Regions from separate parts of the Homo sapiens genome. Here region 2 is linked to region 1. A link is an interaction called in ENCODE POLR2A ChIA-PET data of the cell type or tissue named here. Cell type or tissue: Caco-2. All regions are shown on one strand. Each heading gives the region's core, and the rest is flanking DNA. Links, peaks and the distances in the headings are about the cores only.

Region 1 (5,375 bases), core at 218-5,217:
TTTTCTTGAAATAAAAACAACTGTGCAGACTTCATATTAATATAATTTCAGTAAATGTTTGTAGATTATTTGATATATAATGTAATTTAAATTCTGAGAATATTGTGAAAGACCTGGAAAAAATTATGGGAACTGAAAGTAGCATGGTCACTGTGTATGTTAAATACATAATAAAATTTGTGAAATCCTTTTTCAGTAGATGACTTTCACTCTTTTTAAAAAGTAAAGCTCTCCATTAAAAAGGCACTTTACTTGTTTTCCTTATAATACATGCCAGCTTCAAATTTAAAAATTAAAAAAGGTAAAAGGAGGTTTCAGCTTCACGTGTTCGGATAGATTAACTCTTTGTGCTCAAAAAAAAGATTGTTGAAGCTCCCTTAAGGATAACTAATGAGGAGCACCCAGGCATCTGAAAGAACGAGAAGTCTGTTTTTCGTTCTTGCCTAATTGCCGTTAAGCAAAGATACTCTTCCCTAAAAGGGAAAAATGGCTCCTTACGTGTTATTCCTCTTTGTTAGTAATGATCACTGTGTTTTGACCTCTTTTCAGGATGTTTTTTAAACCATGTTTTCTGGTTCTTCTGTAGTCTTAAGTATGTTTGATATTGTTAGGTGATCTGCATAATGTTTAATCATTTTTTTCTTTATATAAACCAGTTGGTATAATTATACCTCTTTTCCTATTTAAGTTTGTATGTGTATATGTGATTCTATAGAGTAGAAAAATGCCATCAGTTTGAAATGATGGCACAATCTTAGTCACTTGGTTTAAATAAATAGAAAATTCTAAAGCCTTAAAATTAAGATAATGCTCTTTGGCAAACTCAAAATAAAAGCAAAAAAAAAAAAAGGAAATTAATATAAAAGAAAGCAGGACACCAGACCTTCTAAATACAATACTTGTTGATCTTGTCTATACCATTTAATGTAGAAAAACTAATTTTCTATAATTGTGTCTATTAAAGGTGACATTAATGCTGATAGAAAAATATTCCCACATATATCTGACTTGGAAAACTTATAAAAATTGTGCTGTCTTTAAAATAAAATTTGTATGCTTTTTTTGTTGTTTACTTTACCTTTTCTTGGCAATTGAATACAATCTTCCCTCTCTTAAAAGTGGATTTGCTATGAAAATTTTAAGGGCTGTAAAGGAAGGCATTTTCCTGATTTTATATATTTAATTCTTGTGCTATAGTAATTAAAATTTCATAACTAGTTTTTAATTTAATAGTATCTGTTGATACTTTAGACAATTAAAACATTTTTTACCAGTTTTTATTTAGTGCTTCAAATGGATTATAAACTTAGTAATTTGGGGACTAATTGTATAAATTGTTAAAAATAAATGGATTTTGCAGAAGGATAGGATTAGTGAAAAGGAGCAGTAAATAATAAAATGTAATAGAAATAGAAATGTAATTTGTTTTTAAAATAAGCTATATAGGAAAACTGATTGATTATATATTCTTATATGGTTTTAAATCAATAAAACTCAGTATTTCACATTTAATGCAATAGATGCTAAGAAAAAAATTAACCTTCAGCTAGAAATCTAAATAAAAATAGAAAATACCCTTTGCTGCAGTAGTTCAGTTGTTTAAAAATATTAAATCTGAGGCCTGGGGTGGTGGCTCAATGCCTGTAATCCTAGCACTTTGGGAGGCCGAGGTGGGAGGTCAGGAGTTCGAGACCAGCCTGACAATATGATGAAACCCCCTCTCTATTAAAAATACAAAAATTAGCCAGGCATGATGGCGGGCGCCTGTAATCCCAGCTGCTCAGGAGGCTGAGACAAGAGAATCGCTTGAACCCGGGAGGCAGAGTTTGCAGTGAGCCAAGATCATACCATTGCACTCCAACCTAGGCAACAAGAGTGAAAGTTTGTCTCAAAAAAAAAAAAAAAAATTAAATCTGATATAACTGATTTAGTGAAAAAGTAAGTCTAATCCCAAAAAGAAAAATTAATAATTATCTCTTTGGAAATAAATTATAAAATTGCTAAATTTTGTTGTAGAGTTTAGCTAATGATTAACTTTGAGAGCCTATGTATTTGGACTTGAAAGTGTTTATATTGACTGATCATATTTTTTTTTAATATAGTTTATTGGTTTGGTTTCTTTGACTTTCTCATCATCTTCAACAAGTAGAGTTAGGTTTTTTGTTTCTTTGCTTTAATTTCAGTATTAACTACTGTGGTAATTTGGTAGGTCTATTCTACACAATATTATTTGTCAAAATGTTTTTGTAAGTGGGGATACACAGATTCTGTGCCAATTAGAGAACTATATTTTTCAACTAGTTTGCTTTTCTGGCTTTAAACTTTGTTTCTCCTCTCTATGATAGATCTGTCCAGCTTCTTTTTTGTTTTTTTGTTTTTTTTTTTTTTTGAGACGGAGTCTCGCTCTTGTTGCCCAGGCTGGAGTGCAGTGGTGCGATTTCAGCTCACTGCAAACTCTGCCTCCCGGGTTTGCACCATTCTCCTGCCTCAGCCTCCCGAGTAGCTGGGACTACAGGCGCCTGCCAGCACGCCCGGCTAATTTTTTGTATTTTTAGTAGATACAAGGTTTCACCGTGTTAGTCAGAATGGTCTCGATCTCCTGACCTTGTGATCCGCCTGCCTCAGCCTCCCAAAGTGCTGGGATTACAGGCCTGAGCCACCGCGCCCGGCCGGATCTGTCCACCTTCTATATTCTCTTTATTGTCTTTTAGAAAGTTGAACTAAAGGCCGGGTGTAGTGGCTCATGCCTGTAATCTTGGCACTTTGGGAGGCCGAGGCGAGCTGATCACCTGAGGTCAGGAGTTCAAGACCAGCTTGACCAACATGGTGAAACCTCGTCTCTACTAAAAATACAAAATTAGCTGGGCGTGGTGGCAGGTGCCTATGATCCCAGCTACTGGGAAGGCTGAGGCGAGAGAATCACTTGAACCCAGGAGGCGGAGGTTCCAGTGAGCCAAGATCGCGCCATTGCACTCCAGCCTGGGCAACAAGAGTGAAACTCCGTCTCAAAAAAAAAAAAAAAAAAAGAAAGTTGGACTAAAGAGAGTGGAAGAGGTTCTATGATATGAAGACTTATTAATAAAGCATTTACACACATTCAAAAAATAAAGCATTTACACATTAGCTCATTTTTTGTCTTATGAACTATTTTCATTGGAATTTGGATTTGAATATATGCCATTTCAAAACCAGAAAATAATTAAAGTCAAATATTTGTAGCATCAACATGCCGAAAGAACTAGCCAGCCGAATGCATGTTTCAGCATGGGAGGAGGTAACAGAGTGAAGTAAAAAGCACTGATTTCACAGTCTGAATATTGAATCATGTCCTATCTTTGTCCCTAACTGACATTATGATCTTGATCACTTACCCTTTCTGGGCTGCAGTTTTGTGGTCTATAGATTGGTTATAATAATATCCACTATACCTACATACCAGAATCGAAGGCTCAAATAAAATCATGGTGAGAATGTTTTACAAAACTAGCACAAGCTGTGCAAATGTAGGATGTTCTTTTGCTTCTGGGATAATGAATGCTTACTTATTGCCACATAACTGTTTTTTCCATCTTCTGGCTAGTGATCGGCAGAGATGTATTCATGAAGTCTGGCAAATTATAGAAGAAAGGAAAAGGTAGATGTTGTAGGCCAGTGTTTCCAAAATAATAAATTGGTTCATGGTTAGTTTACAGTATTTTGTTAATCCCTAGAATATCCAGAGAGAATACTAAATTTAAATTTACAGTGTTTTGGTTTATTCTTAAAATGTGGTAAGAGCTTAACTTTAAGGATGTAATAGTCTATCATTATTTTACTTGTGTTTCAGTGAACAACCTACTGTAATTTTTTTCATCATTCATCTTATTAATCAGTGTCATCAGATTGGGAGATCTTTAATAAACTCTAGAAAGAACCATCTTTCCTTCTTTTCCTACTTCTCATTAATGTTTCTAAATTTGCCTTTTTACAGGACTTTGCCTCCCGGGCCAAACTGGCAGTTCAAAAACTAGTACAGAAAGTTGGATTTTTTGGAATTTTGGCCTGTGCTTCAGTAAGTGAATTGTATTAAAACAGAACTTTTACTAAGTGGTAGTGTTATATTTTGATCCATATATACTCCTGAATTAACAAAAGTGCTATCACTTTTATTGGGTATGTAATTTTGTGAATCATTCACCTTTTTTTTTTTTTAAGACGGAGTCTCCCTCTTGTCACCCAGGCTGGAGTGCAGTGGCATGATCTCGGCTCACTGCAACCTCCATCTCCTGGGCTCAAGCAATTCTCCTGTCTCAGCCTCCCTAGTAGCTGGGACTACAGGCATGCACCCCCACGCCTGGCTAATTTTTATATTTTTAGTAGAGGCAGGATCTCATGTTGCCCAGGCTAGTCTCAAACTCCTGGGCCCAAGTGATCCACCTGCCTCGGCCTCCCAAAGTGCTGGGATTACAGGCATGAGCCACTACACCTGGCCCATTCAACTTTTTTTTTTTTTTTTTTTTTTTTTTTTGAGACAAGAGTTTCACTTTTGTGGCCCAGGCTGGAGTGCAATGGCACAATCTCGGCTCACTGCAACCTCCACCTCCCGGGTTCAAACGATTCTCCTGCCTCAGCCTCCCAAAGTAGCTGGGATTTCAGGCGACTGCCACCACACCCAGCTAATTTTTTTTTTTTTTTTTTTTTTTTTTTTTTTTTTTTTTTTGAGACGGAGTCTCGCTCTGTCGCCCAGGCGGTAGTGCAGTGGCGGGATCTCGGCTCACTGCAAGCTCCGCCTCCCGGGTTCACGCCATTCTCCTGCCTCAGCCTCCCAAGTAGCTGGGACTACAGGCGCCCGCCACTACGCCCGGCTAATTTTTTGTATTTTTAGTAGAGACGGGGTTTCACCGTTTTAGCCGGGATGGTCTCGATCTCCTGACCTCGTGATCCGCCCGCCTCGGCCTCCCAAAGTACTGGGATTACAGGTGTGAGCTACTGCACCCAGCCCAATTCAACTTATTAAATGAGCTGTTTTCTGTTGAATAGGTTCACATCTTGTTTATTGGCTTTTAAGTATTTCATCATGTAGTGATGACTTCAGACCTAAATGGCTTAAATCAGTAAGAATAAAAGAGACAAAATCCATTCTTCCAATGAAGAATATACTACATTTAACCAAATTAAACTACATTTAACCAAATAAGGATGACTTCATTCTTTCCTCAAATTTATAGATAAGAAGTCTTTTTCCAAAGTTTCAAGTATTAGTTACAAGGAAGAATTTATATAAAACCTGTTTAAAGCGATGTTAGCTCAGGGCTACTCTGATTTACGTATCTTAAATCCTTTTTTTGTGTTTGTTTTTCTTTTTTTGAGACAGAGTCTCCCTCTGTCACCCAGGC
Region 2 (5,375 bases), core at 303-5,302, 460 kb before region 1:
AGAAGGCTCTGTAGCTCTTCCATCCCTCTAGAGCAGTGGTCCCCAACCTTTTGGCACCAGGGACCGGTTTTGTGGAAGACAATTTTTCCACGGATGTGGGGGATGGTTTTGGGATGAAACTGTTCCACCTCAGCTCATCAGGCATTAGTTAGATTCTCATAAGGAGTGCACAACCTAGATCTCTGGCATGCACAGTTCACAATAGGGTTCGCACTCCTATGAGAATCTAATGCCGCCACTGACCTGATGGGGCGTTTTGAAGGCTGACAGAGGAATACTTTCTCCTGAGGCAGGATTCGGCAGGCAGAGCATCACTACTACATGGAACCAGGACTTTAAAGGCTGAGAGAATTCTAGAGATCATGTAGGATTATCATCTGACGTATAAGCCCCCGAAACCAAGACTAGACCCTGCATCCAGGGTTGAGATGAATGGTTGTTTTTGTTTATGAAGGAGCGTGGTTTCTTGAGTATCCAAGCTGGTTTTTATTACCAGCTGGATGGATGTGAAGTCCCACCTGGTTCCAGTGCTGTAAAAGAGGTGTCTAGAAAATGATGATTTTCCTGTGGGCCTTGCACATCAGCTCCTTGGCAGCTTTAATAGACGATTTTCAGAGAAGTTTTAGCAGTGGCCCCGTCCTGAGATTAGTAGAGTCAGTGTAGACCACAGAGATAACTTTTTCAATACAGTAAGTGATGGAGTGGTCTGTGTTAGGAATGACAGCAATAATATCAGGTCCCCAGCTAAGCCACAGAAGCCTACTTAAACCACAATGTACCTTTAAGTCGATTAGTTTAGGCCCTAACCTCCTAACCACCGTGAGTCAACCTGGGGGACGGGAACGCCATTCCTTTTGGTCTTGTGAATAGGAACAATTCCTGTGCTTTTTCTCCCTCACTGGTAAGGGTGACTGTAGCTAATCGGGATTATTGAGTATTAGCCATGTGCTGGGTGCTGTGCTGAATACTCCAATTGCGTTATCTCATTTCATCCTTCTGTCTCCTGCAGGAGGTAGGCTCTATTGTTATCTCCTTTCAGGCAATTTGCCCAGTGGTAATGTAGCTGGTGAGAAGAACCAAGACGGAATCCAGGTCCACCCACCTCTAGATCCTGCACTCTTAACCGCTGGGCAACACTGCTGCCCACCTCTCTCATTGGGCGGGCACAGGTCTCTCTGTGCTCTCTGCTCTAGGCTCAGGATTCTGGGGAGAGTAGGATGGGGAAGGAGGACAACTTTCCCAGTATAAAGGCCTTCTCACAATTCCACCTCTCTCTTTTTTCTGTCTCCCACTCCCAGAAGTAGCTTGCCTCCTCCTTTCTGCCGCCACCACCATTTAGTGCCTCCAGCCAGGGCTGCTTTCATTCTTCACAGATGTTGGGACAGGCTATGGCTACTTAGTCACGTTCCTACCCTCCCGTCCTTAAAGTTAGCACAAGGTCCCTTTCAGTCTTTCTAAGAGTTTTTAATTTGTTTGTTTTTTAAACCTAGACCAGCAGTGTAAAGAATAGGCATGGATGCCAATGACAGGCCTTTGAGTGGCACCCAGGAATTGTGGTTTTCCTGGGCATCACAGCACGGGATGAGAGTGGAGGTGGTGAGGAGAGAATTGGGTTAGATGGAGTCTCGGGACGCAGAGTAAGTTCGCCTCCTTCCTCCTTGCTTGGAGAGGGAGGGAGGGGCCTTATCACATGTGCTACCTGTGCAGGTAGGTGGACCTGTCCAGTGAGCAGCCAATGGGAAGCAGAGGAGGTTCAGTTCAGTGATGGTGTTTAGCTTCTACTGTGTGTCCTGTGCTGCTGAGTTCATGGGGTACAAAGATGACTCTTGGAGCCTACCTCTAGTAGAGGATACAGAGGCAGAAAGGGTAATTTCAATTTCAGTAGGGTTAAGATGGAGGTGAGCACAGGAGAGGCCACTAAGCCCGGTGTTGAGGTGACATTTGAGCTGAGTTTCAATGGACAAGTAAGGGCCTTGTGAGGAGAGATGGAAAGGTTGTATCAGCCTGAAGGAATGGCATCAGCAAAACCATGGAAGCGTAAAGTGCAAGCGTGGTGTACTGAGGGGACCTACAAGGAGTGGTACAAGTTGCCAAATGCCTCCTAAGAGAGTTCCTGACACATGGTAGACTCTTAAATGTCATTTCAATAAATGGAGATGGAGGATAAGGTATAGAGGATGAGATGAGTCCGAAGCTATGCATGGGCGTTAGTGGTAATACACACCTGGAATGTATTATGTGGTTACTACATGCCAGGCACATATGCTGAATACTTTTCTACTAACTTAGTTCATCCTCATATGAGCCCTATGAAGTAGATATTATTGTCTCTATTTTTTGTGAGGAAAGTGAGGTCCAGAGAGGTTAGGTAATTTGTCCAAGGTCACACAGCTAGTAAATGACAGAGCTGAGATTTGAAACTAGTTCCAGGTCCTTTTTTTTCTTTTTTCTTTTTAGGGTTTCACTGTGTTGCCCAGGCTAGTCTCATACTCCTGGCCTCAAGCAGTCCTTCTGCCTCAGCCTCCCGAAGTGTTGGGATTACCGACATGAACCACTGTGTCCAGCCGGTCCTGTCTTTTTAACCACTGCTCTGTGTTGCCTTTCTGAAAACTTTAAGAGTGATGACGTGGTCAGATCTCCTTTTTAAATAGACAACACTGGCTGGCATGCAGTGGGTGGATTTGAGGGGGAAAGAGGCCCAAAGGCCTGCCAGGGCTGTATAAGTCAGAGATGCTTACCTTCAGGCTGTTGAGAGCATGGCCACTGAGGAAGCACCTCTTAGAAGGACCTCAATACTAACGCATGCCTGTGGTTCCTCCAATATTATTGCCGCCTTGTCTCATCTTGAAAAGAGAATTCTAGATTTGGGGAGATGTCCCAGTGGTATCATCTCAAAGAGATGCTTGAAGACAAGTTAAAGGATCCTAATGGAAGGGGCAGGCTGGAATTTGGCTACACACAGGCATCAGGTTCAACATAAATAGGAAAGAGGAAAAATAGGATGTTCCCAAAGGACCCCAAACTCCATGTCTGTCTGAACTCTCAGGCCTTCTCCTTTTTCTTTTTCTTTCTTTTTTTTTAAGCAGCAGCATCTGTTTTTCTCCCCCATTGGCCATTAAAAATAATAGATGAAATTTTGGTGTGTATTGTGCGCCAGCTCTGTGTAAGCACTGAGATCATCTCACTTAACACCTAGAACCCCTGTGGAGGTTGGTCTTATTAGAGATAGGGAAGCTGAGGGTCAGAGTGGTTTCGTAACTTGCCAGAAGTCACGCAGCTAGAAAGGAGCAGAACTGGTTTGTGTGAGTCCAGAGCCCACTTCTTTTCCAGTCTTCACCTCCTCTCAGACACCCCATGGAAACAACAACACAGAGGCATGCCTTGGGGCCAGCCTTGTCTCATGTCTGGAGGAATTCCTTCCTGTAGAGAGTCCCACTTCTCAGGTCAGTTTCCGTGGCTCGGCATGTGGTGGTCCAGCCTTGCTTCCACATCATTCCTCACGTTCCTTTGTGGCTTAACAAGAGCGTCCCATCTCCCGCCCCTCCATCCTGGTGGCACTCAGAAGGTTCTGTTTTGAGTTCCAGCGGCAGTTACTCCCTTTTGGGGAAGGCCTGTTGGCCGGGGAGGCGGCATGGGGTGGGGGCTGGCCAGGTTGGCATGTGCTCCCTGTGCATTTGTCTCTCGAGGTGGTGTATCGAAGATCTTTGTTTTTAATCATAATATCTCACATATTTTCTTTCTGTGCTGCTCAGTGAAAGCTAGCTAGGGGTGGCGGCAAATCTTCCTTTAATTTCCACTGTGATGGATTATTAGTTCACTTAAAATGGTGTTTAATTTGCACATGTGCCCTGAGGCTTTTAAATATTAAGCTCATTTGATGACTGTTGGAAATCAATTTGGAACTCCACAGTTATGTTCTATGAGTTGGACTCATGAAGCCCCATGGACCCTGTTGCCCCATTAACAGGGGCTAAAGTTCAAAAATTAGAATGATGAGTTAAGCTCCATACTCTTAATTTCTTCCTTTAAAAAAAAATCAATTTTGGCTGGGCGCAGTGGCTCACGCCTGTAATCCCAGCACTTTGGGAGGCCGAGGTGGGCGGATCATGAGGTCAGGAGATCGAGACCACGGTGAAACCCCGTCTCTACTAAAAATACAAAAAGTTAGCCGGGCGTAGTGGCGGGCGCCTGTAGTCCCAGCTACTCGGGAGGCTGAGGCAGGAGAATGGCGTGAACCCGGGAGGCAGAGCTTGCAGTGAGCCGAGATGGCGCCACTGCACTCCAGCCTGGGTGACAGAGCGAGACTCCGTCTCAAAAAAAAAAAAAAAAAAAAAAAAATCAATTTTCTTTCCTAAGAATTGACTCAAAGAAGCTTTTAAAATTTTTGCTTAAAAGGGAAGAAGACAGTGCAGATGTTGATTTTTTGGTCCCCATCTCTCAGCTTGTTCCTCTCATGCAGCCTGCCCTCCCCTTTCTCAGCCCACAGGCCTTTTTTTTCTTTTTTTTTTTTTTTTTTTTGTTGAGACGGAGTCTCGCTCTGTCGTCCAGGCTGCAACCTCCGCCTCCCAGGCTCAAGTGATTCACCTGCCTCAGCCTCTCGAGTAGCTGGGACTACAGCTGGGACTACGGGCGTGCGCTACCATGCCTGGCTAATTTTTGTATTTTTAGTGGAAACAGGGTTTCACCATGTTGGCCAGGCTGGTCTCAAACTCCTGACCTCAAGTGATCTGCCTTGGCCTCCCAAAGTGTCTGGATTACAGGCGTGACCACCTTCCCCGGCCCCCACAGGCTGGCCTTTTGTTTTGTTTTGTTTTGTTTTGAGACAGAATCTCGCACTGTCACCAGACTGGAGTGCAGTGGCACGATCTCGGCTCACTGCAACCTCCACCTCGCAGGTTCAGGCGATTCTCCTGCCTCAGTCTCCTGAGTAGCTGGGACTACAGGCACACGCCACCATGCCCGGCTAATTTTTGTATTTTTGGTAGAGACGGGGTTTCACCATATTGGCCAGGATGGTCTCAATCTCTTGACCTCGTGATCCGCCCGCCTCAGCCTCCCAAAGTGCTGGGATTACGGGCATGAGCCACTGTGCCTGGCCCTACAGGCCTTTCTTGATCCTGCTTCTCCTTGCTTTCTACTTACCTCCTCTCATTTCTTCTAGTTTGTCCTGTACCAGTTGAACAAGATTCATATTTCAGCAAGCCGCTTTTTCTTCCCTTTTTCTTTTCTTTTTTTTTAATGCTCTGTCACCCAGGCTGGAATGCAGTTGGAGTGAACACTGTGCACTGCAGTCTCAACCTCCTGGGCTCAAGTAATCCTCTGGCCTCAGCCTCTCAAGTAGCTGGGATCACAGGCGCGTGCCACCATGCCTGGCT

Evidence for each region. ChIA-PET counts read pairs that join two places held together with the same protein. Peaks named below come from ENCODE experiments on the same cell type or tissue, not always from the same donor. Only the 100,000 strongest peaks of a DNase experiment are listed, where the experiment ranks them.
Region 2: POLR2A ChIA-PET joins it to region 1 with 9 read pairs; 2 of 35 experiments call an interaction of 5 or more read pairs at or near these places.

The regions. Positions count from the first base shown.
Region 1 is chr17:59,804,826-59,810,200 of GRCh38, forward strand. It overlaps VMP1 (vacuole membrane protein 1), which reads left to right. Exons shown (of 12, transcript NM_030938.5): 8 at 3,971-4,051. Among named protein-coding and RNA genes, the nearest start is that of MIR21, 34 kb to the right of the region's middle. In Caco-2, for the core only: no CTCF peak of the experiment used is centred there; no DNase peak of the experiment used is centred there.
Region 2 is chr17:59,344,861-59,350,235 of GRCh38, forward strand. All of the region lies in intron 1 of YPEL2 (yippee like 2), which reads left to right. Among named protein-coding and RNA genes, the nearest start is that of YPEL2, 16 kb to the left of the region's middle. In Caco-2, for the core only: no CTCF peak of the experiment used is centred there; a DNase peak (open chromatin) is centred at 3,306.